3 separate regions of the Homo sapiens genome follow, and all the other regions are linked to region 1. Evidence: chromatin loops called from intact Hi-C (ENCODE). Cell type or tissue: dorsolateral prefrontal cortex. All regions are shown on one strand. Each heading gives the region's core, and the rest is flanking DNA. Links, peaks and the distances in the headings are about the cores only. Region 1 overlaps GALNT13 (polypeptide N-acetylgalactosaminyltransferase 13). Region 2 has its middle 99 kb from the start of GALNT13. Region 3 has its middle 320 kb from the start of RPRM.

What was found. Hi-C counts contacts between places; a loop is a spot of excess contacts. Peaks named below come from ENCODE experiments on the same cell type or tissue, not always from the same donor. Only the 100,000 strongest peaks of a DNase experiment are listed, where the experiment ranks them.
Region 2: a loop joins it to region 1, with 8 times the contacts of the local background. A loop is called at or near these places in 12 of 110 quality-filtered maps.
Region 3: it touches region 1 in a loop (5-fold over the local background); 11 of 110 quality-filtered maps call a loop at or near these places.

The regions. Positions count from the first base shown.
Region 1 is chr2:154,370,645-154,381,113 of GRCh38, forward strand. All of the region lies in intron 9 of GALNT13 (polypeptide N-acetylgalactosaminyltransferase 13), which reads left to right. Among named protein-coding and RNA genes, the nearest start is that of GALNT13-AS1, 82 kb to the right of the region's middle. In dorsolateral prefrontal cortex, for the core only: CTCF peaks have their summits at 5,202 (motif pointing left) and 5,402; no DNase peak of the experiment used is centred there; H3K4me3 peaks cover 730 bases; H3K27ac peaks cover 429 bases.
Region 2 is chr2:153,767,746-153,778,214 of GRCh38, forward strand. It overlaps a transcript of GALNT13 not described here. Among named protein-coding and RNA genes, the nearest start is that of GALNT13, 99 kb to the right of the region's middle. In dorsolateral prefrontal cortex, for the core only: no CTCF peak of the experiment used is centred there; no DNase peak of the experiment used is centred there.
Region 3 is chr2:153,158,396-153,168,864 of GRCh38, forward strand. It overlaps a transcript of GALNT13 not described here and the pseudogene ATP5PBP4. Among named protein-coding and RNA genes, the nearest start is that of RPRM, 320 kb to the right of the region's middle. In dorsolateral prefrontal cortex, for the core only: a CTCF peak has its summit at 4,862 (motif pointing right); no DNase peak of the experiment used is centred there.

The DNA of each region.
Region 1 (10,469 bases), core at 2,779-7,778:
GTTGGGCTAGATCCAGAGTTTTGTTTTTAGATTTGTTGAGGTGCCCTTCTAGATATTCAAGTGTAGGTGTCAAATAGGCAGACTTATAAATCTTGAGTTAAATCAGGCTTAGTGTTAACTTAAGAGTTATAGATAATATTTAAATCCATGTAACAATTTGAAAATTATAGCTAGTATTTAAATCCACTGGACTAAATGAGATGCCCTAGGAAGAAAGTTTCCATTAAAACAAAAGAGTCTCAGAATTAAGTCTCAGGGCACAACATTTAGAAGGCCAACATAAGAGGAGGCACCAACAAAGAGAACCAAAGATGGCTATAAAGTTAGAAAACCAGAAGAATGTGGTGTCATGGAAGCCAAGAAAAGATAAGCTAGCAAGAAGGGAATAGGCACCTGAGTGAAACCCTGCTGAGAAGGGAAGATGAAGACAAAGAAGTGACTATGAGATCAGGTTACATGGGAGGAATTGGTGACTTAGAGGAGTTTCAATGGAGTGGTGTTGATAGAAGCCACCTAAGTGTAGATTGAAGGCAGAATAGGAAGTGTGGAAATGGAAAATGACAACATATGCTAGTGTCCCTTAACCCCAGATCCACCCATGGAACTTTAGAGAATTTCCAATGCCTGATCCCATACCAGAAGTAGAGGGATGAACTTGAAAGTATTTTTGAAGCTGGAGTATTTTTAATGAGTTTCCAGGTAATTATAATGTTGCTGTCAATGTTGTGAATCACTATTATAGACAAATGTTTCTAGAAGTTTTTGAGTGTGTGTGACAGCAGAGGGGTGACCATGTGGCAAGAAAAGTATATGTTGTTATTACTGTAGTTTTGATTGTATTTTTAATAGAAAATACAAGAGGATATTATGAATTCATGAGGAAAATCCTATATAAAGGGAGAGAAACTGATGATTCAGGATTAAGAGGAAACAATAGCAAAAGGAAATTTCTTGAGGAGGGCAGAGGGGACAGAAACTCTGCATAATTTTAGAAATCACATCTGATGGTAACAAGGGTAGGCATTTTCGTTTTAACCACTGGAGGAACTCAACTTGCTTGGTTTGCACCTATACTCTGATCCTGAGTAGGGAAAGGTAGAAAACAAGGCCTTAAGCTTTTTTTGTGTGTGTGTGCTTTAATTAAATCTTAATTTCCCATAGAAACATTAGTCTTGGAGTCATGATCAGGAGGTAAGTCAACATACACATAAAAATACTCACCTATCCTTTATTTAGTTAAATAAGAATGGACAATCCATTAATCTATTTAATACAGAACTTTCCAAAGTTTAAGTACACAAGTTTAACCACTTATACCTGACATAGACAAATATATAAATAAAATGAAAATTCATTGCCTAAACTGATATTCAATGAGTTATTACAACATATTAGGAAGAGATGCTCTCATCAAGAATGGGAAATAAAGGTTACTTTTCAGTCAATAGTACAGAAAGCTTTGAAGATTCTAAAGCTTAATGTCTTCATAAAAAATTAGCCTTTTCTCAGATTGTAAAGAAGTTACCTGGATTTGTAAAGAAAAGAAGTGGTTTAATTCAACCTCCAGAATCCACCAAATTGAGTGAGATTTTATTGTCACACTATTTTGAAATTCGTCTAGTTCAAGAGAAGAATAGAATTTGCTCAGGGTTGTAATCCAAAGAAGTCAAGACCTCAGCATATGGAAGAATCCTCTAATCCCCAGATGTACTGATTGATTTGTGCGGCTGCAAATTTTTCCTAACAACTAGAGGCAATAGAAAATAGATTTCTGGTCCCTGGAGCCCTATTAAGAAATAAGTTTGCATTCAGATATCTATGTACAAATGCATTCATGCCAATGTCATTTGTAATAATACTTGCACACAGATAAAATTTAACAATCAACGACAGGGGACCAATCAACTAAATCATGATACTTCTATTAGGTTATGATACAGCCATTGAAATATTTACAAGGTGTCTTTTATTAAGAAATTTCTTAGGAAGTGAGGTAAAATATAAACACACAAAATATAGTATGTTTTTAGCTAGCCGAAAAAGACATACAAAATAAATATCAAAGGTAATGTTACATATGCTTATTTTTGGGTAGTGAAATTGTCTGTGATTATCACTTTTTATTCTTCCCTTTCAGCATATTTGAGTTTTCACAGTGTGCATACATTGCTCTATATTTGAAAAAAAATCATTCCTTTTACACATAAACCTAAATCATGAAAATTGTATAAACTCCATTTACTTTTTGCCCTTTTCAATATGATAATTTTAAAATAAGTTAAAAGATAAACTCAGTTTTTTATTTAATCATTAATACTCTGTCAAAAGAATTCTTAGAACACTTTCCTTTTTAAAGGACACTATTCCTAGGAGCTAAGATAACTGAAATTATATTTTGGTTTTAAAAAGTCAAAATATTTAAAGAAGTATTTTAATGTCAAAGTCAATTAGAGTACTGAAAACTTATATAAAAAATGAATCATTTGCAAAAATATTTCCTCAGTTTTCATACATTTTATGGCAAACCTTCAACACTTATTTATTCCAGATGCTAAGATTAAGACATCTGGTACAGTGTGAGGAAACACTATTTAAAAAGAAAAAATACATTGAATTTAGTTGTGCTAGTAACCAAATTAAGTATAAGAAATGTTATAACAAAACTGAGATTGTATTACATATATGTACTTGTCATTTAAATTGAGGCTTGAATCATAATGGCACCAGAATTTTCTGTTTCCTTCATCTTTGATTCTGACTGTCCATGTCTTGATCATTCAAAACCTTGAAGATAATTTTAAATTCAAATTCAAAACCTTGAGAGCTGATTGTCTGGTTCAGACCTTCAATCTGCTTAGAAAAATGTTGTCCAAAAAGATATATTATTTGTTGAAGAGCATATAGACAGTAAGGGATAGAACAGACAACTTCATCACTGGACTTTTTGCCCTCAAAAGATCTTGTATAAAAATCAGACCTGCTTTTAAAATAAAAGAGCATCCCATGTTTCCACTGCTTTTTATATTGTCTTTACTTACATCATCATTAAGTCAAAAGACATAAAACAGGTTTTGATTGCAGAATAGTAACAACAAACGTTTTCCCATATTGGGCACAAGTCTTCCCTTGGCCTTGTAATAGCCACTTAACAGGTGTGGCAGGAGTACTGTTTTAAGGACTAAAGATTCTTACAGAGTGTGAACAATAACAAAGATACTCAGAGCTCTGTGGGTTTTGTTTATGTTTTGCTTTATTTTATTTAAGATTTCATACTTCTGAGTGCCATTTTTTGGTCTCAAGAAGTGAGGCTAAAGTTGTGTTCAAAATTTGCTACAACTCCTCAAAGCCTTTTGTGAGTGCCTCCTTCAGACTTGTCAACTGAGACAGTTCACCAGTTATAACATGAAGTACTGTCTTTACTCCCAGCCTTCTTCCTTTCCCGGCTTTCTTCCTTCTTCACTCTTGTGCAGTATAGAATTGATGTTGTGACTTGGGAGACTGAAACCTCCATTTTGCAAATTGGTAATATGATTTAATTATCTATATTGCTGAAAGCCATTGAGATACAGGGTGAATTTCTAATATTCGGTAAGCATCATTCAAATATTTTATCTAGATCTCCCTTTGTTGAAGAAGGAATACTTATTAATCTGGAGAAGTTGTGGTAGTTGTTGTTTTTCAAATCTTAATTAAGCACTATTGCCTTTTTGTCCTTAAAAGCATATGGGGAGACAGTTAAATGAGTTTTCAATGAAAAGTGAGCTGATGGCTCTTGTTTAGTACAAGGAAAACCGATGAGCTGTTGGAAGAGTTAGAAGCCATTACCAGAGATAAGGCTCTAAATTAAAGCTGAACTATAAACTTCAAAATTGAGTAAGGAAAAAAAGGATGGGAGAACCATTACCTATCTAATTATGATGCAATTCAGTGGCAAGTATGTAAAGTTTATTTCAAGTACTCTAACTATACCAGCAGAAGTTGTCATTGCACATAATTGTTTCATTAGTTATGACTTGTAAACACATGGAAACATGATTCAACTGCCCCTTTTGCAGTCAAAGAAAAGTGTGGCTTCCCTGATGAAGTGTTGATTCCATATTGAGGTTTGAACTGACAAACCCAGCTTATACTGTACTTTGAAATGCTCCAAGCCCAGATTTTTATTTTTTTAACTACCCTTGTTTTAAATATCTTTCAAAAAGACAACGAGCTAAATAACCAATCTAATAGATAGATAGTGATTTAATTAACCTCAATGATTAAATCTGATCAGTTATTTAGAATACAGTCATTCATTTCCTGGACAGGGAAATGTAAATATAATCTATAGTTTTTCACAGAAATAATTTTGTTGTTGTTGTTGAGACAGAGTCTCGCTCTTGCCCAGGCTGGAGTGCAGTGGCGCAATCTCGGCTCACTGCAAGCTCCGGTTCCCGGGGTTCATGCCATTCTCTTATCTCAGCCTCCCAAGTAGCTGGGACTACAGGCGCCCGCCACCAAGCCCAGCTAATTTTTTATATTTTTTAGTAGAGACAGGGTTTCACCATGTTAGCCAGGATGATCTCGATCTACTGACCTTGTGATCCGCCCACCTCTGCCTCCCAAAGTGCTGAGATCACAGGCTTGAGCCACCGCATCCAGCCAGAAAAAAATTCTTAAGACTAGTAAGAAGACAGAGAGGACAGGCCCAAGATAAAAAGATAGAGCTATACATAGGGACAAGGAGGAAACACAGTAAGTCTTCACTTTAGCATCACCCTCCGGAAAAACCCTGGGCTACTTTCCTTTGCTCATTCCAGGAGGATCTAATTTAGAGTGTCCTTCTTTGCTCATTGGGCGCTTGCTTCCAAGGAACGATAATGGACGGAAAGAGATGTAACCACTAGCCTGGGAAATTTATCACTGAAAAAGGGCAACAAGAACGTGGACACTAATGCAGGAAGACAAACAAACCCACGCAGCCACCAAGAGACTAGCTTCAAGAATCAATTTATTCTTCCCATTCTCATTCACCTCATGGGGGTCAAGACAACTTGACTTTAATAATGCGATTTTCAAACCACTTACAAATCACGCAAACTGTGGTCTTTCTGATACGCTCTTAGGAGAGGGACTGTTTTTTTGCACGGAGGGATTAGCAAATCCGACTGCATGTATGCTTTTGAAGCAGCTTTAAGTTTTAAAAGGGAAAGGCTTCCATCTACTGGATACTTTGAGTAATAAAGACTATGAGAATCCACATGACAGATTTCCTTTTGTGCCGGCAATGCATAACCTGGCATGTTCACTTAGAGGTTTTGTAATTCTTTTAAAATACATTTTGTTGGAAGGACGTAGTTGTTACTGAATACGTTCAGCTTTTACAAAATACAAAGCCCACAATATATCACAAAAGAGAGACAAAAGGAATATATAATTTGCCCTTCTTTTCATTTGGAAACAATTGGATGGAACAGTTAAATACCCAACAAAGACATTCTATTTGTTAAGAAAATCCACAATAAGCATAGCTTTAACTGGAATATGAAGATGGTTGAAACAGAATGGGGTGTTTCAGTCACCTCACTTTTTTTCTTTTCTAAAAATTGTATTACTTTTAATGAGCAAATCTCATCTTCATTAGAGTCTGCCTATTTTGAGTTCAGCTACTTCTATTTAATGACACATATTTTTGCTAATATATTGCATTATATAGTCAGATAAGAACACGGGTCTTTTCCTGGGCATATTTTGTAGATGGGATACATTTGAGCTAAATCATGTAATCTTTGTTCAAGTCAGCACATAAAGATAAAAAATCTTTTTTCCAGCAGATAGATTTTTTAAAAGAATGTAAGAATTAATGCCTTTATTTAAAACAAATTTAGTTAATAAATTTTTTAAAAGTACACAGAGTACAACATTTTAGTGTCTGAGTCTTAATGAAATCTCTTAAATTTATATAGAAGTCAAAATTAATATCAAAATTGTACTGAATATCTTTTATACCAAAGAAAACAAGCAAATTACAGGTTAATAGTGTCAACTTTTAACTATGAGAATATTATGGCAAAAAGGACAAAACTGAAAAATCATGAGAATTTTTTTAATTCAAACTCATTAATATGTAGGACAGTATTATTCGTGGATTTTCCATGTTTCCATAAAGTGAGGTTGAAGAAATAAAGCAGAAAAATCTTAAGACTTGCCCCCTAAACTATAGTAAATATCTAAGGATTTGCAGATGCGTTCTCTCAGCTTTATACCTTCCTTTATAAATTAATAAATATATAATCCCTCACACCTAGAAAAGACTAAGTCTTGCTAAAGCAGATTCCTGTCAGGGTTACTGTAGAACTTATTTTGAATATTCTTAGTACCAGAACCTGGAATATAATACAATGTTAGGATCTACCTAGTTCAGATATATCTTTATAATTCTACCTGCAGGATTACCTCAAAATAGTATTTTTGAAAACAGTGAAATGATGTGCTGAGAATAATAGGCAATGTAAATTGTTCATATTTAAATATATATTAGCTTGGTAAGTATATACAACAAATATTAAATTACAGAAGATACTATGATAATTCCTCTTTGATAAGGACCTAAATCTTTTCATTCAGTGATATCTTTTCTGGGTTGTCTGGGTTCTGTTCATTGTCTTTTTTGTGACCAAGCTTTTTTACACATTTATGGCCCATGCTGATTGACAATGGAAATGTTTATTTCATTTTTGCAACTGAAAATTTCTTGGCATTTACAGAAGAAAGAAAAGAAAGAGGATGGAAAGAAGGCAGGCAGGTAGGAAGGGAGGGAGGGAGGAATTAGCCTTTTCTTTGCACTTGCTCCTCTAACTAAATCAAGCCCAGAACTTCTAAATATAACAATAAAGGAAGAACCGCTCATAGGCTTTAGTCCATACATTCACCTCAAATTATTCAAATGAGACTTCGCTAAAGCCTAGGGGAGAACACAAAAGAAATAAAAATGAAAAGTTACATTGGCGTAGTTAATCTGACTTAAAAATAATAGTTCATTCATTCATCATTTATTATCTAATATGTCCCAGGCATTCCTCTAGGTCCTAGGGATCTAGAAGTACATGAAACAGACAAAATATTTTTTCTTCATTGTACTTCCCTTCTAGTATGAAGACAGACAATAAATAAGATTATGATAGTAGCTGAGGAAATTAATAGATCATGAACAGGAACTGGGTGAAGAAGCAAAGTCATTTTAGATAGGGTAGTCAGAGAAGGCTTCACAGAAAGAGTTTAGTGTTTTGATCATATGATGCTGTGACCTAGAGGAAATCAAAGCTCAATCTCTAAAGACGTGCCACCCTTTTGGAGTGCATTCCTTTTTGGCTGGATTATCTTGGCTTTCTTCCTTGTGACTACATTTATATGACCCTTGTCCTTATGGAGTGCCCCCAACCTCATATACGCTGCTCAGATTTCAGACCCACAGACTATTTTACCTTAAGTTCCCTGTCTGGAGAACGAACACAGAGAACGCCAATTCTCTGTAAAGGAAACACACCACATTTAAGTACAACCCACATTCAAGAGGTTCACTGGGATCGCAGGAGGAGGCTGTTCTGCTATACTTGCTCAATATTCAGATTAAGAAGTAATCATTTATCACAAACGTTACTGAGACTCCTTGGTTGACTATCTTAGGAATGATTTGAGATGTGCAGCCTTGTGCCTTCACTTGAGACAATAAGGAAATACGTAACTAATATTTTAAGTTAGGGAGAAGGACTCACTTCCACACCTCCTGCTATTAGGAAACGCTTGAGCTCTAGGAAATATATTTCAAAACCATTATCCATCTTCTCTGTTGTAGGCAACTAATGTAATGTAGTTTACACATGCACAGAATTGCATTTTATTCTGCCTATGTTTAACAATGCAGACCGCAGATTGGTTGCAACAATTTGCTGTCTTACAAAAGTATGTAACAAATGTGAATTTTTAAGTCACAGATAATTTTTCTTCGCACCCATTGACCAACCTCTCACATTCCTCCCCTCCCGATTCTCTGGTATCGACTCTTCGGCTCTGCTTCTATTAAATTTTTTTTTTAAATTTCACATATGAGTGAGATTAACCCTGATTTGATCATTATACAACATATATAGTATTAAAACATCAAATCGTACCCCATAAGTATTTACAATTACAATGTGTCAATGGAAATAATATAAATATTTTTAAAGATACTTTTCCTTGAATGAACAATTGATCTGCAACATTTTGTCATGATGCCTCTACTTTGGCTTGGATTGTCAAGACTCTTCTCTCTTCATTTAAAATTTGATAAACTGTGACTTTAAAATGTTTCAGGCCCAGTCTCAAGGAAATTTCCTGTTACAGTACGTAAAATGAAACCATAATAACGGCAGTAATTTCAGAGGACATAGAATATGTGGCTAGAAATACATAATGTGTGCTTAATAAATGATGCTAGCCCTTTTAAAGCAGAAAACAAAACTACATTAACTATGATATTAAAAAAACTAAATGTTATGTCATTCGCTCATCTTAGTAAAATGGTTAAAAATTTTGTATTTTCATATGATAATAAAGACATATCATATTGACTAAGGACTACCAATATGTCTTAATAAAATAAACTCACCTTGTAAAATGCTATGTAGCTTTCTCTACTTTTTTTTAGAGCCTTAAACTAGATTTTCATAAACCAGGTTTTATCAAATGTTCTTAACATTTTCTTAATCTTACTACAGACTATCTTTAATAGTAGATATCATGGTTATGAAGCTGTGAATGAAAATTAAGATATTGCTTAAGTGCAAATAATTTTAAAGTAATTAATTTTTGGTCTATTAACATTGTCTAATAGTCTCCTACATATTCAATTCCTTAGAAGGCTGTTTGATTCTCATGTATTTAAAACAAACTTTAAAAGTAAATTATCTAGAAACTACTTAAAATGTAAAAACATACTGATGTTTTAATAATTAATGAGTAGTCCTATAATGTCTGTGTTCTTAAATATTGAAACTCAGCATTGGTTTATTGTCAAACAGAAATCTATAATTACACTATGTAGTAACTGTACAATTTTAATGCTGTTAAAATTTACAATGAATTCTGCAACACTGCCTTGCTGAGTAACTCTTAACTCAGTAAATACTGAATCCTGGGCAGGAAAACAATTGCAAAGTTAAGTATGCATTTAAAAAGATTAAAGGAATTAAGATTACTGAACCCCATGAAAATATTAATAAAACACTTATCTTAATGACTGTTAAGTGAAGTAGCAAATATCTTAATCTATGACTAAAATCACTGAAAATTGCTTTCAAATTTTTTTATCTAGCAGAAGAAATAAAATTAAACTTAAATATTTCTATTTATGTCTAAAAATTCAAAAAGTGGAATAAATAAGACAGTAACCTGTTATTAGATTATGAAATACTTTAAAGTTTTTATAACTGAACAAAAGGTATTTATCAGGTTTTTGACACGAGTTAACATTCTTTAACTCTCACTGTGCCAAATACTTTGTATATATCATTCTATTTATTTCCTCATGATAATCCCATGAAGTATTAAAAATTATATGTTTTACCCAGGAGTAAAGCAACTTATAAAGGGTCATATAGCTAGCATATGATGCACCTGAAATTTATACTCAGAGGGATCATTCACATGAATGAAATTAATAATCTAAGTCTCCATTGCTTCATGGTTTTCTCCCTAATGCTTTTTAGATTCTAGGATGACATTTTGGTAAAAGGTGATAGCATATCTTTTTTAATGTAGCCTTAAATAGTTATGTGTTAATATTTCCAAAAGTTCAACTCTTAAAATATTTTTAATGTATATATTAAGAAATTAAATGATGACCTAAACAACCTTATAGTCATCCTTCCAGAATTTTTTTCTTCATTTTCTGGGAGATTTTCATAAGATGAAAAAGGACTTAATGCTATCAGCATCAAAAGACATTCCAAGTGAAATCTGAAGACACAAAGGGGCAACATATTGTCTATCAATATGTACAAATATGTGTACTAAATTGCCACGAACTTGGTGGCTGAAATCCAGACATATTTATTATTTCTCAAGAGTCTAGGGATGGCCTAGCTGGGGCCTCTGCTTCAGGGTCTCTCACATGCCTGCAATTAATGTGTTGATGGGGGCTGCAATCTCATCTCATGGCTCAACTGGGGAAGAATCTGCTTCCAATTTTACATGTCAGAATTTAGTTCCTTGGAGATTGTCAGGCTGAAACCTTTAGTTTCTTGTCTGTTTGCCAGCATTTTCTTATGTGGCCCTCTCCATAAGGCAGCCTACAACATGGCAGTTTGCTTCACCAATGCCAGAAATGCAGAGAGTAAATAGAGTTCCTGCTAACAAGATGTAATATAATCATCAAAGTGACACCTCATCATTTTTGTCCTATTTTCTGGATTAGAAGCAAGTCATAGGTTCTACCTACACTCAAGGGC
Region 2 (10,469 bases), core at 2,898-7,897, 600 kb before region 1:
CTTCCTTTGAAAATAGTGTAGTTCATGTTCTTTGCTCACTTTTTAATGTTTTTTTTTTTTCCCCCTGTTTAGTTGTTTGAGTTCCTTGTGGATTCTGGATATTAGTTCCTTGTCAAATGCATAGTTTGCAAATATTTTCTCTGATTATTTAAGTGGTCTGTTTACTCTGTTGATAATTTCTTATGCTGTGCAGACACTTTTTGGTTTAATTAAATCCCATTTGTCTATTTTTGTTTTTGTTGCATTTGCTTGTAGGGTGTCATCATAAATTTTTTGTCTAGGTTAATGTCCAGAAGAGTTTTTCCTAGTTTTTCTTCTATGATTTTTATAGTTTCAGGTCTTACTTTTAAGTCTTTAATATTCAATTTTGTTTATCCATTCAAAAGACCAACAACTGAGTCCAAGAAATTATTTGTTATAATTTTGAGTTTTCTGAATTGATTAAGACTTGCTTTATGGCCAAGTATATGGTTAACTTTGGAGAATGTTCCATGCACAGATGAAAAGAACGTATATTCTGTGGTCATTGGATGCAATGTTCCATAAAGGTCTTATAGGTACATTTGCTCTATAGTCCAGTTTACATCCAGAATGTCACTGTTGATTTTCGGCCTTGATGATCTGTTTAGTGATGTCACTGGGGTGTTGAAGTCCCGTACTATTATTGTATTGCTATCAGTTTGTTTTCTTAGGTCTAGTAGTATTTGTTTTTTGAATCCGGGTGCCCCAGTATTAGATGCATACATATTTACAATAGTTAAATCTTCTTGTTCCATTGAAACGTTTATCATTATATAATGCATTCTTTGGTGTGTTTTTACTATTATTTAAAATCTGGGACAGGCACAGTGGCTCACACCTGTAATCCCAGCACGTTGGGAGGCCAAGGGGGACAGATCATGAGGTCAGGAGATTGAGACCAGCCTGGCTAACACACGGTGAAACCCCATCTCTACTAAAAATACAAAAAATTAGTTAGGCATGGTGGCAGGCACCTGTAGTCCCAACTACTCGGAAGGCTGAGGCAGGAAAATGGTGTGAACCCAGGAGGCGGAGCTTACAGTGAGCCAAGATCGCACCACTGCACTCCAGCCTTTGTGACAGAGCAAGACTCCATCTAAATAAAATAAATAAAAAATAAAATCTGTTTTATCTAATGTAAGGATGGCTACTCTGGCTCATTTCTGTTCTTCATTTGTGTTATATATATTTTTCTATTTTTTTACTTTGAATCTGTAGCTGTCTTTAGTCATTACACCTGTCTCTTGTATACAGAAAATGGTGGAGACTTATTTTTTAACCCAACTTGCTACTCTGTATTTGTTAGGAGTATTGAGGCCATTTACCTTCCAGGTTAATATTATTATGTGGGATTTTGTTCTTGTCATAGTGTTGTTAGCTAGTTGTTTTGGCATTTCAGTTGTATGTAATGTTTTCTAGGATTTGTAATTTTTGTACTTAAGTGTTATTTTATGATGGTGAATACTATCCCTTCATTTCCATCTTTACAACCTCTCTGAGCCAGTCAAGTAGTGACAAATTCCCTCAGCTTTTGTTTGTCTGGAAAAGACTTTATTTATTTTTCATTTATGAAGGTTAGTGTGGCAGGATACAAAGCTGTTGGCTAGCTTCCCCCTCCCCCACCCCAATGCTAAAAATGACCTCCTAAGCTATTCTGGCTTACAGAGTTTCTGCTGATAAATCTGTTATTAGTCTGATAGAATTTCCTTTACAGATGATGCTTCTCTATTGCCACTCTTAGCATTTTTTCCTTCCTGTTGACTTTGGATAGTTTGATTATCATATGCCTTGGTGTGGTTCTTCTTGGATTGTATCTTGTAGGAGTTCTCTGAGCTTCTTGTATCTGAATATTTAAATATTTCCAAAAGCCAAGAGATTTTTCCTGAATTATTTTCTAAAATATATCTTCCATACTTTTTTACTTTTTTCTTCCTCTCCCTCTGGAATACATATAACTCATAAGTTTGAACACTTTACACAGTACCATATTTCTCAAAGGATTTGCTCAGTTTTTAAAATTCTTCATTTTTGTCTGAGTTAATTCAAAATGCCTCTCTTTCAGCTCTGAAATTCTTTCACTCAATTTAGCCTATTGTTAAATATTTCAATTGTATTTTGTAATTCCTTTAATGGATTTTTCATTTCTAGGAGTTCTGTTTAGTCTTTTTGTAATGATGTCAATCTCTTCTTTATATTCTGAATTGCTATTGTGATCTATTTGTGTTGCTTTTCAGCTTTCTCTTTAATCTCATTTAGCTTCTTTAAAATGAACATTTTGAGTTTTTTATGTGGTATTTCAAACATTTCATTTTGGTTAAGATCCATTGCTGGAGAGTTAATGTAGTGCCTTGAAGGCATTGTGACACTTTGTTTTTTTCCTATTTTTAGAGTTCCCACCCCCCCGCCCCCCCACACCCCGGCTTTTTCTCCTCTGGATAATTTATCTCCCCTTATTTTTTGAGTTAGATTTCATTTGGATGAAATTTCCCACCCTACCCCTCATTGTGGAGGTGGCTATAATGTATGTTGTCTATGGTCCTTTGACTTTGGTCTGGTTGCTTTCAGTGACCAAGAGTCTGTTTTTAAGTTCCTTGGTTATAGATAGCCCTTTCATAGTGCCTTTTCTAAATTCTGGTTGTAGTAGTCATGTTCTAGGCATATGAGCAGGTTCACTGGCACCTATGAGGCTGAAGCGATATTGGTATCAGGAAGCTTATCTTGCTACCCAGTGCTACGCACTGGTGTTGAAAGATTTCCTATTGTGTTATGCTGTTTCTCCTCGAGGCCAGTGGGTGGTGCTCATGGGTAAGAGCCAGAGAACTTCTCCCAGTAAACAAGGATCAAGTATATATTCATTTGCATCAAGGATCAAGTATATACCCATCTACATCATCAGTCACAGCTGATACACATAGGTATGTATACTTATTCCTTGTTTACTGGGAGAAATTTTCTATTGTCTCAGACAATGGGCTGATCTGTGTAATGCACAGTAGTCTGAGCTCCGTGCTCAGCCCTGGAGGGAAGGACCAAGATGACTGGGGCAGAGCTAGGCAGACCCACCTACAGGTTCCCAAATGGTAGGCATAGGCACCATCTTTGAGGTGTGGTCTTGTGGATAGCCATCAAGCACCTAGAGGTGTGCCTAGGCATGGAATTGGAAGACCTACATTGCCCTAAGTTCTCTGCATGGGAAGGGGGGTGGCCTAAACTTCTAATCTAGAAGAGTTGGTGCTCCAAACACCTGGAGATATGTCTGGGTGTCAAGCGGAAAGAACACCACTGCACTAACATCTCTGCAACTGAAAGGAAAGGTGGCTCAGGCTCCTAATCCATGCAAGTATATGTGCCTAATACATGGAAATATGCCCCAGCAATGATTGGAAAAACTGCTGTTACATGGGCTTTACAGGGGATGGGAGAAAATACTTAAGTTCCTAATCTGGTTGGGGGGCAGATGTGTCTCAAGGTGGGTGATATGCCCAGGGAAGGAGCAGAGAAACTGCCACCACAACAAGATCTTTGTATAGGAAGGTCAGGACAGCTCAAACACCTAATATGTGAGAGTGAGTGTGCTAAATGCTTGGAGTTACATCCAGGTGTGGAGCAGAAGAAGTGCCACTGCACCAAGTCCTTTGCATGGGAAGGAAATGGTACCTCAGGCTCCTATTCCAGGAAGGTAGGTACACCAAAAACCTGGAGATATATCCAGGTGTGGAGCAAAAAGTTTACCTTTGCACCAAGATTTCTGCAAAGGGGATTGTGTAGTCTCCTAATCTAGGGTGGCTCAGTCTCCCAATCCAGGTGAGTGTTTACTTCGATTGCCTGGAAATGTGTCCCTCTGTGAGACGGGAAGTTATCACTGCTACAACAAAGATTTTGTAGGAAAAAGGAGGGGCACCTCAGGCTGATAATCCAGGTGAGCAGGTGTGTGCTGAATGCCTGGAAATATGTCTAGTCATAAAGCGGAGAGGACTCCAGTGCCCCAAAATCTCTGCACAGAAAAAGAGCAAAAACTTACTAATCCAAGTGAGTGGGTGATCCAAATGCCTGGGAATATGCCTGGGTGTGAGGTGGAGAGAGGTTCACTGCACACAGATGCAAGAGAAGGATGGGTTGGACCATACTCCCAATTCAGGTGAGCAGGACTAGAGTGGGGCACTCTACCCTGGTTGACCAAGGGAGCAGTCCGGGGCACCCAGCAATGGCATATGTAGGCTGGTTCCAAGTCACAAATCTGTCTCTGGCTGCAAATCCCAGATTAAATCTTGGCTTGAGCAACTCTTCTTGCTGCAGTCTTGTGACTGGAGAGAGCTGATTCCAGTGCTTACCACTGAGGTGCTCTCCACACTTGCCATTCAATTCTGGCTGTGAGCATTAGTCCTCCAATGCAGAGCAACTACTCCAATCTCTGGCCCTTGACCAAAATGCCTGCAGTGGCTGCCGCTTCCAGGTCACCAAACAACGACTGATGTTCTATAAGCCTGAATTGAAAATGATTTCCTCCTCTCAGTTCTGGGCATCGGAAAATGCCTACAGCTTTTCCCATTATCTTTTCCTCTGCCTGTCTCCTCAAGTTTTCTCCAGGGCTTCAGAGGAACTAGGTGCTCTCTCTTGGCCTGGGTTGCATGGAACCCTAGTGGGAAGGTGAATCACAGCAGGAGACTCTGCTTCCTCATGTACTGGTGCTTCTCTCACTTTTATCAGCTGAATGCCATCACGGGGCTGCTTGCCCACTTTCTCCTCCCTGAGATCTGGGTTGTTGCTCACTATTCCAGTGAATTCTCATTTTCCTTCTTGAATTAAAGCTCAAAGAGTTTATCTTTATGCACTGTTTTGCTATTTCCAAGTGGCTGAGACATGCTAAAAGCCTCTAGTACGCCATCCTGGGGAAAAAAAGGTTTTATTAGCTTTTTTTGGAGCTGTTGTGATCTCCTGATCCCTTATAGTCTTCAAGTCCTTGCAGTAATGTCTACATTCGTAGAGACAGCCACTCCTCTGGCTTTTATAGGTATTTTTTTGGCAGAGATAGGCCTTGCCTATTTAGTCTAGCCTATGATTCTAGATGGGCCAGATGGTAACAACCCTGGGCAGGCAGGGCTTGTTTTAGGCTCTCTACATGGCTGGGCTGCTGCCCCTGCTCTGATTTTAGGTGAGACTGCTCGCTGGACTCCCTCTGCAGTGAAACCACTGGCTGAGCTCTGCAATTGAAGAGAGCTGCAGGGTGGCCACTACAGTTGCCTTTGACTGGGCCAGGCCACAGAATGTGACTCTGCAATTGGCCACAGCTGCTGGATGGCCACTGCAGTTGCCCCTGATTGGACCTGGCCAATCAGATCTCACTGGGTCTGGCCTGGTATTCCTTGACCAGGTGGTACTGCTATTTGATATTTGTAATTGGACAAGGTTGCAGACTGGGCCCTGAAACTAGGCAGAGTCACTGCTTGGGATGGATGGGACCAGTTTCTATGCTCAGTAGCAATGACAGGTTGAGGTTTGCTTCCCTACCTAGGTCGGGTGGGCTTTGAGGCTGAGCTGAAAGCTCCCAGTGTAACAGAACTAGTTCTGGCACTTGCTGTAATGCGCTGTGGCAAGTTGTCTACCTCTCTGGGCAGGTGACATTCTTCATTTATCAAACTAATTCTACTATCGTATTGGATACCAAGTCAGTCACTTGCCACTTTAATTTGAATAGTTTAGATCAGTGAGATTTTTGTAGTATTGTGTATTTGCATTTAAGCTCTATGTGGAATAGAATATAGATGTCCTTTATTGAAGTAATTTTAGATGTCAGGAAGAAAAGATTTCCCCTCTTTTTCTAGGTTTTTTTTCTCTTTTCCCTTACTTTTCAAGAGAAGAATGGTTGTCACATCATTTACAGTCAATGTAATATAAGAGGTTAACCTCTCTGGAGAAAATATTGACACTTTTATACTTTAATAAGAATATCTGATATAGTTGTAGGAAGAATGGCATCATAATAGGCTGTGGAAGAAAAGGTAGAATGGAGAGATTTTTGAAGACCTCAACTTACATCTAACTCACAGTTGAACAACTATTTATGATCTGTCTCTTTTTAACTTTAACTTTTATCTTATCCCAAGACAATTATATATAGCTCAAATTATAAAACTGACCCTAATCTTAACTCTACCTGCAAATTCAACTCCAACTCTAACCATGAACACTATATTAATGTACACTGATGTGCGTTCATTTATTTCTGACTGATATATATTGATATAATCAATTGATGATTGATTAGAATGAATCATACTTTGCTGATGGGGTATAATTTGAATTTTAACAAACAATTTTTCTGGAAAACTAGTTGAAATACATATTCATGTTTTTATATTATAGAAACTATGGTATATTTACAGCCTTTTAATCATGTATATAAAGAATTTTTATTGATTAAAGTAATCAATAAATGTAATACATCATAAATACTAAATCATAAATATTATCTTGAAAAACTCAAGAGTAAATGCTTAGTAAATATTGCTAGATATTTATGGGCTTATAGGTGATGTTTCTTTTCTCTCTCTCTCCCTTTTCTCTTTTTTCCATATTTTTCTAATATGTACAAATTAATTTTGTAATCAGAAAAATAATAGGAGAAGATGGCATTGCAATTATGAAAAAAGTAGAAGCTAAATTATATATCAGTTGGGTTTTATATAAAGACAGAATGCAGACTTCAAGTAAATGCAGAGTTTAGTTGATTCATCAAACGTTTATATGGGTAGGAAATCTATATTTATACTTCCCTATAATCCCTTTGACAAGAAAACTTTTTTTTGGTAAACTTATTCTTGTTGAAATTTAGTCAAGAACAAAGATAGACTGGGCATGATGGCTCACACCTGTAATCATAGAAGTTTGGGAGGCTGAGGCAGGAGGAGTGTTTGAGTCCAAGAGTTCAGACCAGCCTGAGCAACAATGAAACATCATCTTTACAAACATTTAAAAACAAAACTAAACTAAACAAAAAAACAGGCATGGTGGCATGCACCTGTAATCCTAGTTACTCAAGTGGTTGAGGCAGGAGGATTGCTTGAACCCAGGAGGTCAAGGCTGCAGTGAGCTATCATTATGCCACTGCGCTCCAACCTGGGAAACAGAATGAGATCCTGTCTCTACAAATTAAAATTATAACAATAATTTCTGGTGTTGTACTTCTGATCAAATACTGCACATGCTCAAGCACATTCTCTGACAGTAGAAAACATCCCAATCATGTGTCATTATTACAGAAGTAAAAATTAATTTTTCTGATGCTTTATTATAGAAAGATACATATTGCCTTAATGACTGAAGAAGTAATGCAAATTTTCCTTTTTTAAGAATAAGTAGATAGGAGAGGATGGGGTAGGGTTTAGAGACAGAGGAGGAGGAAGTTTCTTTACTCTTTAGGACACCTAATATATCACTAAAATAATGTCATACTGACTTATAAAAATAGATCACAAATGCTTTCACTTTCTAAAACTTAGGGCATTCATTTGGATACCATACATTGATAGAAGCAAAACCAAGTCAAATATTAACACAAAATACATTATTAAAAATTTATTCATTTATTAAGTCAACTTTGAAATTTAGTTTTTCAATATATTGCCAGAATTGATATAGAGGTTTCATAATAACTCCTTCCTGCCTCATTCATATGTTGATATATTCTACTTACTTTTCAGATTTCTATTGAGGGCAAAATCCCAAGTTATTAAATGGAAATCAGTCATGTTATCATGCAAACTATTCTCTTACTAAAAATGACTGAAATTTTCTATAAACTTTCTTAATTTTTTTTCATTATAAAAGATACATAATTCCCAAGTAAGATTAGGGACACTAAGTCTAATATCTTTTTCATCATGTACTCAGCTTATGTAATTTTAGTAATCTAATACATGTAAATATAAGTAATATGCCTTTATGCTGCCTTAAAAATATTCAAAGTTGTGCACTTATTTAAGAGCAAGAATCACATCATCTTTCTAGAGCCTTCTTTGGACACAATGCAACACACTGAATAATATTGAATGACTATGTCTTGTATAATTACTAGAAATTAGGTTCACACTAAATATACTGCTCCAAGATTTGTTTGAAATTTTATTCTTTCTTTTTTTAATCTGCTTTCTACTTGTATCTTTATTAAAACTCTAAGATTATTCATTAGAAACTTTGTCCATAATAAATTATAAAATCACCTTTGAAATTAGGTGGTGACCTTCTCATTGCAAATCCGAGTGAATCAATAGGAAACTTCGAAGAAATATTTTAATGCAGATACTATAATAAACAATAAGAAAAACCTATTATATCTGTTCAAACACTCTTTTAACTCAGAGATTTGACATAGATGTGAAATATTGTTGTAGAAATAAATCAAAAAACAAATAATGAAATCTGCTGTTTCCTTTGTGGTGTGCATTTTAAAAAGTGGTTGAAAGTAAAATATTTTTGAAAATTTTATCCAGAATTGTTTTAAAAAACTAAGACACAAAAGAGGGAGAGTTGTTTATGTTTTACCCATCACAGTTGGTTGTGAATACAACTGTACAAGTCTGGTGTTCTTATTCTAACTCAGCTTTGAGAGGCTATAAAATTTCCCTTGAAATGTGTTCAATAAGGCCAAAGAGCACAATGTTTAGATTTCCCTGTTTATCCTTCCCATAGCACCCTAGCTGTCTCCAAGGACAAAACATCTTTGGTGCTTCACTACAGCTATTAAGTTATTTTTTGTAGCTTTAAAATGTCAATTCCAACAAAGCATTAACATCCTGAAGAAGCTTCTTTCAATTTCTCACTTGCCCATGTCTTTCATTCCTGATGCTATCTACCCCAAAGATTTTTGAACTAACTACCTATAAAGCACACATTTATAAAAACATTTGTAAAGTGAATGTTTTTTAAAAAAAGACTGTCACCTTCTATAACAATCTTTGTAGCTTCTCTTCTCTGTGCAGCTCTGACATTTCAGTAATTGCTTCAACCTTAGTGCAGCCGGGCTTTGTGCTTTTCCTAGATGAAACATTTCCTTGACTCCTTATTTTAGAACTTCTCTACTTTGATTATTAAGGCACTAAGTTTCTCTTCCTTGGCCAACGCTGCTTTTAGCCTGTCAACATGTCTGAATCAAGTTTTTCCTCAGTGAACAGGGGAATCTCATGGTGAAAAGTGGTTCTACCATTTCTTGTCTTTTAAGGCTCGTTCTGGATGAACTAAACATACCTGTGGAAGTGTTTTTCCTGTTTTTTGTTTGTTTGTTTGTTTTGTTTTGTTTTAAATTTAATGAAGTAGATTGACATTTTGTAAAAACTACAAAGCTACTGAAAAGACATAGCTATAATATGCAGATCAGATGTTAGTGTCTTCTTTATGATTTGTGGATAGTCAGGATTGTTTCAAATTGAAATAAAATCCTGCAAGTGAATGTTGATGTTTGAGGAGGAAATAAGCCAAAACAAAACAAATGAATAAGAAGTCACCTCTATTATCTTTGTTTAGGGCAGCAGACACTTTCGAGTTTTTCTGTTACCTGTTTCAGAGGTGGGATGGGGTGGAAATACAGAAGACTTAGATTCAGTGCATTTCAAAGAGGATGCTATGGTCTGAATGTTTGTGGTCCTCAAAAAGTCATATGTTGAAACTTAATCACCAATGCGATAGTTTAAGGAGGTGGGGCTGTTGGTTGGTGATCAGGTCATGAGGCCTCCATCAATCATTATGGCAGAAAAGAGGCAGCTAGGGGATTGAACAGACAATTCATTGTGCCCATGTACAAAACTGACACATTTCTCTTCTACTCACATTTTATTGGCCAATGCAGTAATGTCAAAATGGGAAAAGCTCCTTTGTACCCCTCGCAGGGTGTGCAATGGGGGTGTGGCTTGCTTCTTCAGTGCCTCACTGCTCACACCTCTAGGGGAGCATACAGACAGCAGGCTTCGGGGCTTTGAGACCACAGCAGTGTCTAGGGGTGGATGTTTACAGCTCCTGAAGCCCCAGTGGGTGTGTGTTACAGAGTGCCCTTTTAGTTTAGCCATCCGTAGGTGGCTTGGGTTAGTCAGCTCAGTTAGACTTTCTACCTTGTTACAAGGACAGAGGGCTTTTTGTATCCCGGGTTCTTGCCTTGGTGTACTGGAAGAATCAGATCACACATCAGCTTGGAGAATGAGTGCAAGGTTTTATTGAGTGGAAGTAGTTCTCAGCAGATGGGAGAGCCAGAAAGGAGATGATTTTCCCTTGGAGTTGGGCCACTTAGCTGCCCAAGCTCTCCTCCAACTGCCCTGGCCAAACTGCCTTGTTCCACAAGTCAATGGCCTGCTGGCATGCCAGTGTGCTCCTATGCCGGTGTGCTCCTATCCTGGTGTGCTTCTATGCCGGTGTGTTCCTCTCGATGTCCAGCTGTCTGTGTGTTCCTCTGCTGGTGTGCT
Region 3 (10,469 bases), core at 2,089-7,088, 1.2 Mb before region 1:
ATTAACCCATGACCAGGATAAATATTTTGTCATTACAAAAAATAATAAATCAATTTAAAAATGATCATCTGTATATGGTCATGCTTCACTGTAAAACAAATTAGTCTATTCCTGGACTCTTAACTCTGTGTCAATAACATCTTACGAGAGGATTCAAGCAGAGAAACAGATGCAAATTTATTGTCTAATTTACACTTAATGAGATGATGGGAGTTGAATCTGTGGACTACTTTTCTTCTTTCATGACCCATGAAAGGTATTCTAAGGAAAGCTGGTGGTTTCAGAACATGATGTATTTTGAAAATATTCTATTGTATGGGATCTTTAATTTTATCCTAGACTGCTCCAATGAACTATCTACAAACAGGCCAAGGTAGCATTTGAAATGGATGTTTTACTAAAGATTCTATGTCAAAATAAAGTTAAATTGAGCTGAGACAGAATGATGTTCTTCTACATTAACTGAGTTTCTGGTGATCACTATTTTGCATTTAGTAGTCTTGGGCTTCTAACAGATTCTTTGGCCTGGGCCCTCACTGAGCATGTTGTCCCGGGGGCACTTTCTTCTGCTTCCACAGAAGCCCTCTCCCTGAAGAAGGCAGCCCTCCCCAGTCCAGGGGTATTGCAGGCAACAAGGAGCTTTCACACAGGGCAGCCATGTCTTGCTCCTCTACCACCTCTTCCTGAATATGGAGGAGAAGTTCATCTTGGGCTGATCCCTGAGGAATTCTTCCATTTTCTTTATACTAAAACTGGTATAACAGGACCTTATGTGTTTGGAACTGGACTTACGTTGTATGCTCTTTCCAAAGAAATATATGTAATTACCCCAGAGATCTTCTCTACCATACCAGTAGTAGAGTTACTTATCTTTGTAATTAAAAAATATGGTGCCTCTGTTGGAGAATTTGCTGATAAACTGAATGAGCAAAAAAAGAAATTGCCCAACTAGAAGAGGTGAAGTACGCTTCCATCAAACAAATCCAGGATACCATTGATTTGGAGAAGTCACAGCAGGCTGTGGGTCACAAGTGCCATTACCTTTTTGATGCCAAGAGGAATAACATTGCTATGACTTTGGAGAATACTCTTCAGGAATGGCTGCATCGAGTATATAAGGAGGTAAAGAATCACCTGTACTATCATATCTCTGTGCAGGTTATGATGTGTTGAAAGGAACAAGAGCACATGATAAACTGGGTGGAAAAGCATGTGGTAGCGAAGCAAATGGTGCAGAGCACAGCTAGAAAAGAAAATTGCCAAGTGCATTGCTGATCAAAAGTTGTTGGTGATCAAAAGTGCATTGTTGATCAAAGAAGGCTCAAGCATGAGCAGTCCTGTAAATTTATCTATCCCAATTGAGACAGCTAAAAACCCTTGACCTGCTAAATGGAAACTAGTCTATGTGATGAAATCTTTCTGTATTGCTGTCTACTGAAGTTACGGTTTACCTTGCCTAAACATGAAAAGTTTGAGTTTCCTATACTGAGAGAACTAAATCTATTGGCCAGTCAGATGTTTCTCATCCTCCTTACTCCACATTTTGAGTTGTTCTATGACCACTTTTAAATAAGTAGTTTGCCTTTATTAAAACTGTCTGGTTAAAGATTATCAAGCTATAGTTTAAATTTGTAATGAACTCCACCATATTGTAATAAAGTAACAATTGGGAAAAAAAGGAAGCAATCTTGGGATGTAGAAAGAATGTTCCAACCATCTTGTGAGGCTCAGTTTTATGAGTAAAATACAGCTGATGAGGCTGGATATAGAATTGGGATTTGGGCCAGATTTACAGATAAGAGGAACTGCAATGACTGTATTTAATAATTTATTCAAAACTATTTATTGAGTGCCTCTGATGGGCCATGCATCTTGTTGGATGTAAGGATACAGTGATGAACAAGATCAGCAGGGTCGCATATTCCAGGAGCTTATTATTCAGTTGATGGGGAAAGGCATACTCTATTTCATGTGAAAATTCCTTGTAATGTTGAAATAGGGTAATATCTGTAAAGAGTATAACAAGCTGTATTTGCTCAACAAACATTTTTTTTTCCTTTCTGCTTTGCATCTTTGTGTACTGGATATCTATTTGTGATCAGTTGCCAAGAAGATTTAGCATTCATGCAACTTTCTTTTTGACTGCTGATTGAATGTAGGTCATGAACTTATCAGTGATGTAGAGAAAAAGATGACTACACAAGTGTACTCTGTAACTCATGAGAAATAAAAGAGAGAAGCATGTGTCCATAGTGGGAAAGCAGCCATTTCAAAGGTAGACATCCAGATAAGTCATGGGATAATTCAGAGAGATTAGAAGAAAGTGGTTCAGAATCTCCCCCCACTCAATCAATTGATTATAAGTAATATAGATCCCCTTGCTAATATCATAGTGGTATCCTTGGAAACTCATAGTTCTGATGGGAATGATAGGAGCCAAATTTCAAGTTATTAGGTTATTTAGATTCACCTCCAGGGTCTTCCATCCTTTCTGAGAAAGCATCACTTTAAGGAGAAATGGAAAATGAGAGATTACTGTCAGAGAATGACTGCAGGCTCTTTAAGCCAGTGACGATGTCTATGCAAGGTAGGGTTGGCTAGGCTAGCAGATAGATTTAAAATATACTAGATTAAAAGGCAGTAAAATCTTTCAAGCTGCCATTTGAACCACATTGTTCTAGACTTATTCCAACAATTACTGTTAAAGACTTAGCAAGTTCTGCTACATTAACTCTTTGACTTGGTTCACTTCTGCTATGCAATACACCGCTTATGAACTGCTTGATAGCTCTGGACCAAAGGCTGTGCCTCCTTGACCTGGGCTTATCCTTATGTTGCACAGTGAAAGAACTGATTTGTCTTACAGTGTCAGTGTCTTCATTCCTTATTCACTTAACAACATTGGCTTTACCGAGTATTAACCGCATGTCAGATACTCTTCTAGACACCAAGGATACAGCAGTGAAAGAAACAGACAAAAACACCTGCCTTTGTGGATATGATTTTGTATTGTGTGTGGTTTGGGATAGGGAGAAATACATAAACATAAAAGTTAAATTTTATAATATTTAAAATGTGTAAAACATAGATCAAAGTAAGGGGATCAGGAGGGATGAGGGAGAAGAAATCTTAAATGGGATGGTGATATTAAGGTAAGAGTTCAGCCAGACTTAAGAGAGAGTGTGTCAGGAAGATATCTAGAAAGAGTATTCCAAGCAGAAAAAAACAAGTGAAGATGCCTGAGGCAGGAATGCGTCTGGTGTGAGAGAAAATCATGAAGAAAGTGACTGTGGCTGGAACAGAGCAAGAGGGGAGAAATGAAGGAAGGAGGTTAGAGAAGGACTGGGCTCAGGTTTTGTAGAGTCTTGTAAGCCATAATAAGACCTGTCAGTTTCCACTTTTGCCTTGCCATGTATAATGCCTCTGTTACTTGGCAACCATCAATCTTTTGCACTTGTTTCAACACCTAACAAGGGTCAGTTTATGATACTTGATTATCTAAGCATATGGAAAGAATGGCGGGAAGGCAGAAAGAGAAGGGTTCATGGTCTCCACAAAGTTGCTGATTGGTTAGACAAATTGCTAAGATTGATTGTTGGCAATTGATGAGTGGTTTGTAGTTGGTTTTTGCTATCTGAAGGCGTGAATGCACCCCACTGGCTGTAGGCATGAATCTTTGACATGAGATAAGGAGGATGACTGGAGAATTTCCTAACTCAGGAGCTGCCAGAGAGACTCCAGCTTCTGTCAATTGAGGTATTCTACATCCACAATGCTGACAGGTATCAGTCACTTTTTAGCCATTTGAACATGTTCAAAGAGCCATTTCTTGGTACAGGGTTATTTTTTTACTTGTTTGACCATATGTAGTTTTAATTTTAGCAGTTAATTTTCACATTTTTCATCCATTTTTTGGAATGTTACCTTTTGGTCTTTTATTTTAAAAAATCATAACGACATTTTAATCCTTTGCTTTTAAAATGAGGAACAGGAAGCACTAGCATAAAGGGAGAGTTCTAAGGATCCTATTCAAACCCTGAAAATATGGGACACCCCTTTTTCTCCTCCCCGAAACTCTGTAGGGCTTTTGATGATTGGAAAAACATTTCGAATCCCAGCCTCAGATAAGGAAAGGCAATTTCAAGAAGTCAGCCCCCCTGGGAAGAGTCACACTTCCACTACAACTAAATGAAACAGAGAAAATAGCTGAACACTTGGAAGAATCAGCAGCTCTTCATTTTTCTAGTAACATATGCTACCTAGATACCCATAGATGTTTTTGTATTTATATGACGATGCCATTGTTCCAGGAACAATGTTCAGACCCCATAGCTTATACTAACACTAAATTCAGAAAATGTCAAATGTAGTGAGATGAATATAAGTTGATCAGTTCTGACCATGAGATTCAAATTCTACCTAGGGATGTTAGGTAATTCAGAAAATGAGGTAATGTCATGTGTCTTTAGTGACTTAGAGTATGCTGAGGTGACATCAACCCACAGAAACACAAATTAGAGCCAATGAATCAATTACAGCTGAGAGAGGCTGGGGCCTCTCTCAAGTCGATTGAAAGTTGTGGCCTTTGAAAGGACAGTGAGGCCAGAAGAAGAGGCATTTGCAAAGCAGAGAAACATTTAAAAACATTTAATCTAAAACATAAAATGTCTTACCAGTCATTCTCTTCTCCATTTCAGCCTCCACTCATACTGCCATGCTAGATATTTTTTCATGGCCTGATAGCAATTTGGATTATATTTTCCATTTCTGGGAAGTTTGTCTTCATAATAAAATAAGGTCCCACTTGTTTGAAGCCAAGTGCATGGTGAGACAGAAAGGAATGTCTCTTCTAGGCAACCACCAGGGGGTAGTCTGGATCTGATTTTAGAGTAAGTGAGGAGCCCAAACTGAGGTGGGTTTGAGAATTCAGGGTTTTTTTTGGTGTGTGTGCCCATTCTTGGTTTCGGTCTTTAAACCTTGGGAATCCAGTTTCAGGACTGCGTTATACTTTGGGCATAAAGAAACTTTCCAAAAGCAATTTGTCTAATCATATTTTGAGAGGCTTCTTGACTTCTTCCTCAACAAATGGCTTTTTAACATCTGCACTGGTGAATCTAGGCCTGGGGTCCCAACTAAGCTCTCAACCCTCAGAACTTCAAACCTTTCACCTTCAAATGACCCCGAGATTAACAAGCTGATTTCCTTGAGGTCACAATAACCTGGAATAAGTCTCCAAAGCATAGATACCCTTAAAAAGCCAGAGGAAACAAATTAGCATTCTGAGTGGGAACTGTCCTATCAGTCACTTTGCCTCTTAAGGACAATTAAAATGTGGTCAGGCTGGCCGGACGCGGAGGCTCAAGCCTGTAATCCCAGCACTTTGGGAGGCCAAGGCGGGCGGATCACGAGGTCAGGAGATCGAGACCATCCTGGCTAACACGGTGAAACCCCATCTCTACTAAAAATACAAAAATTGGCCGGGCGTGGTGGCGGGCGCCTGTAGTCCCAGCTACTCGGGAGGCTGAGGCAGGAGAATGGCGTGAACCCGGGAGGCAGAACTTGCAGTGAGCCGAGATCGCGCCACTGCACTCCAGCCTGGGCGACCGAGCCAGGCTCCGTCTCAAAAAAAAAAAAAAAAAATGTGATCAGGCTGAGAAGCCAAAATATAATTCCATAATTTTAATTAGAATATGACTTTCACTGTATCTGATTCATCCAGATAAGTCAGTTTTATTTCTTATTTATTTTATTTTTATTGAAAAATTGGAATGGTAAAAATTTCTAATAGTACTGGAGGCTAGAAAATAAAAAGTAAAATACATTTCTACTCCATAGTCCATCTCCCTTTTCCAGAGATAACCACTACCAATAGGGTCTTGTTTATTCTTCTAGAAAAAAATGTATACATAAACATATATATTCCATTTTTTAAACGAGTGAGAACATCTCATGTACACACATCTGTGTTTTGCTTTTTCATTTTATTTTTACTATATGTTTTTTTGGGAGGTTCCTTGAGAAAATGTCTTTATGATTATGGTTGAGTATACATCTTGGCAAAACTGCTAAGTCTGTGTTTACGTGTATTTGAATTTTTGTTTTATTGAGGTATAATTGATATGTGAAAAATTTTCATGTTTAATGTATATATTTTGATGTATCTGGATATATGCATACATCTGTGACCCCATCATCACAATCAAGATACTAAACATATTTTAGTTTTTGTTTTCATCTCCAAAAATTTTCTTGTGTTTTTTTTGTGTTTTGTGTGTGTATGTGTGGCAAGAATACTTAACATGAGATCTCCTCTTAACATATTTTAAAGTGTACAGTAGCATGTTATTAACTATAGGCACTATGATGTATAGCAGATCTATAGAACCTCTTTATCTTGCATAATAGGACTTTGTACTCATTGTGCACCAACTCCCCTTTCCTGTATTTTAATTTTTTGATGGATATTACCAGGTTGCCTGCCAAGGAGACTGCCCCAATTTCTACTCTGATTATCATAATTTGAAAGTATTCATTTCTCCGTACCATGGCCAATACAGTACTTTCAAAACTTTTGATCTGTGACACTATATTGGATAAAAGGTATATCCCACTGTTTGAGTTGGCATATCTTTAGTTATAAGTCAGTTTGAATATCTTCTGACCTGCATATAAGCCTTTTGTAATTCCTTTTCTTAGGTTTCATCTGGATTATCATGTTGCCTTCTGGCACCTTTGAGGACAAGAACAACACACAGTCTTTGAGGTCATATTGTCATTGGTGTTGGCAATGACATTTAGCAGCTGTGTGTAAACACAGTATTGTTTCATTATAAAACTGTGGTGAAAGATAAGGGTACTTTGATTGTTATAGTGGGAGAGAAACATTATACATCCCATCTGACAGGCACTTGATTAGTATTGTGATACCACACAGTCTATGCTCTGTAAAATGTTTGCATTTCCCTTTGAAATGGATTTTACTCCTTTACTCCTTAAATAAAAACATTCCTCATAATTCTTATACCATAAACTGCTACAAACAGCCAGATTTATTTTTGTCAACTTGTATTTGAAAATCTTTTGCAGCATTATTTTAGTCTTACGAAAAAGCAAATTGGTCATGATTAACATTTAGAAATATCTTTTTAGTAAGCAAACATTTTCATTCAGTATATTCTCTGGCAATGCCTTTTTGAGCTGCTTGGCTTATAAACACATAATATACACTAATTGTGGAAACCAGGAAGCTGGTATTCTCTCTTATTTTGGTAGAAGCTGCTTTGCATAGGTTGTATTTATTAGCTATGCTGGTGACACACATCGTCTGTGACTAATGTGGAAATGCTGATAGTTTACAAGCAGCAGATAAAATAGGCCTTAGGATGTGAATAAATTTAGGATCAGTACATATTTTTAAAATCCTGCTAAAAACCAAGATAAAAATAAAGAAGCAAAGATGGTTTTCATTATTATCATGACCAGTACTTTTAAAATGGTTTTCTTAGTGAGGAATAGCAGCCTCAGGGCAGGGGAAATATAATGGGATTAAAATAAAACTAGTGCCATGATCTTAATGTCTAAATAGATTAATTTTACCGACACAGGAAGCTATAATATCATGTCTCTGGTAATAACTGGAACATTCTTGGCCATGTTTTTGGAATTTACACGAGTGGCATACTCTAATCTCTAGGGGAAGCCTAAAGATTCCCAAAGATTCCCCACTCATTTCCTACCCCACCACCTGTGGCAGACAGATTTTAATATGGCTTTTGAGGTCTGTGTCTCCTGGTGTTCATACCTTTGTACAATACCTCCCCTAACTGTGGGTGAAATTGTTGACTTGCTTCTAATCAATACAATAGAGCAAAGATGATGGGATGCCACCTCCACGATTATGTTATGTTATAGAAGGTTCTATCATCCTGGCAGTATTCTATGGACTAATTTCCTGGTTTTGAAGAAGCAAGCTGCCATATTGTGGGCTGCCTGTATGGGTATAATGAGAAAAACCAGGAATTGTATTAAAAAACATTCCTCCCAAACTAGGAGGGAGCTGAGAGACCAAAGAATGACTCAGACAAATCCAGATTGGCAAGTAGAGGAGTTTATTAGGACTTACATGTGAGGCACTCCTGGATGGCAGCAAGACAACTTTAGAGATCCATGCTGCTTCCCATTCTTAAGCTGCTTTTAAGCTAATTTTCTGGCTCTTTGCCTACTGCATGTGTGTGTGTGTGTGTGTGTGTGTGTGTGTGTGTGTGTGTGTGTGTGTGATGGGACTGTTTTCCTTGGTAGGTTCTCAGATACTCTCTGGGATGTTTGGGTTCTCAAGGACACCTGCTCTTGGGCTGGGCACTGTGGCCTTGGCACATTGCCTGGCCTTCAGGGTTCAGGCAGTGGACATATAACCTTGCGTAACCAGGTGGGTGACTCACCATGCTACAGTGGGGAGGCCCATATGGCAAAGCACTGAAGGTGACCTGCAGAAGATGAGGGCCTCAGTCCTATAGCTGCAAGGAACTGAATTCTACCAACAACCATGTGAGTTTGGATAGAAACCCCAGGCTCAGTATCAGCTCTGACTGAGACCTTGATTGCAGCCTTGTGAGACTCTGAAGCAGAGAACCCAGATAAGCTGTGCCTAGGCTCCTGACCCGAAGAAACTATGAGAGAATAAATGTGTGTTGTTTTAAGCTGCTAAATTTGTGGTACACCACAAATAAACCACTAGACAAGAAACACAGTCTGTGGCATGTTGTAGTTTTGTTCATAATAGTCACTGTCCTTCTCTTGGAGCAAATGATACTTCCATTGGCATCACATAATATGTGGTATCCATCCCAACAGAAGGGTCATACATTTTTGCCTTTTAAACTTGGGAGTGACCATCTGATTTTCTTTGGCCCATTGAATCTGGACAGAGGCAGAAACTTTGAGAGCCAGTTTGAGGTTAGGCATATTTTTCTTTTCCCCTCTTCACCAGGCTGTCTGATTTGTGTTGAACGTGTAGTAGCAACCAAAAGTAAACTTTCCCTTTTGTAAGCCGTTGAGATTTTAGGTTACTACAGCATAACCTAGTCTTTCCTCCTGAGAAGAAATAATTCTGTCAATGACACAACTGGGTCAAGTTGCCATGCAGAGTTTTTAAAATTTTGTGGCAGGCTCCTTTAGATGGCTTTCCTCATTGTATTATCTTCCTTTGGTGATTGCTTCACAGATCATTCTTCTGTGTCTTCCAGAAACAATCTGGTGCAATCGGATAGTCTGGAGTTGAATGTTCTTGGGACTCTTATCTGAACAACCTTCTTGAGATTAGGTTACAGAGCAAGGGGAAGGAAAGGTGAAGTGTACTACTCAAGCCTTAGAAAAAGGCTGCTTCTATGGGCTAATTTTTGCATCCTCTTCCTTACTTTTTTAGAAGAAAGATTTCAAAGAGCAAGGTTAGGATGGTGTCCAGGAAAGGAACAAAGAGGCTATTTTGTCTGCTTCTTGTTGGGAGAAAGGATTCCTAAGACCGTAAGTGGTACAGCTAAGTTCTCAGGGCGAGAAACCAAGTCCTAACTGGTATAAACAGTGTTTCTTCTCTCAAAATGTCCACCATGCTATGACTCCTCAAGATTTAGCCATGTTAAGTAGCTAGTAAAGGACAGAGGGATTTTTAGGTTCCTAGCATTTCTCTCTTTGGAGATCCAATGAGCACTGCTGATGGTACTTAAATATTGAAGGATAGTAGAGGAAGGCAAGATGATATGTTTCCCTCAAATGCTACCTTAATTGATCATTTAATGAAGGACAGGACATTTTCAGAATTTGCATTCTTGTCAGAGTATAGAACAGAGACTATTTCTAAATTCCTTTGGAAATATTTTAATGTGAAATAGGATAATTTTCTACACAATGCTTAACGTTGACTAATATTGACTTACCGTCACCTGAATCAGCAGACCTGGGTTGGAATTCTTACTGTTTCATTTGTTTTTATATTTTTTATTTTCTTTTCCCTCTAGATTTATTGAGTCATAATTGACAAAAAAGTTATATATTTGTGGTACACAAAATTATAATTTGCTATATATACATTATGAAATTATTGCCACTATCAAGCTAATTAACGCATCTCTCCACTTAGTTACCGTGTGTGGAGGGGTGTGTGTGTGGTGAGAACATTTAAGATCTCTCAGCAAACTTCAAGTACACATATGTTAATAATACTGTTGTTTACTCTGCCATTTAATTGATTGTATGCCCTTGGATAAATGTCTTCAACTCTGTGATTCAGTTTCTTCATCTATAAAATATACCTATCTCCCATGATTTTTAAAGAATTAACTAGTACATGTAAAGTGCCTGATTAATAAACTTAACGTACTCTTATTAATTGCCACATGTGCTTTACAACAGACAAACTTCTTACCATATTGTTGAAGAGGAGACCTCATATGCCCAAATGTCAATTCATATACTTT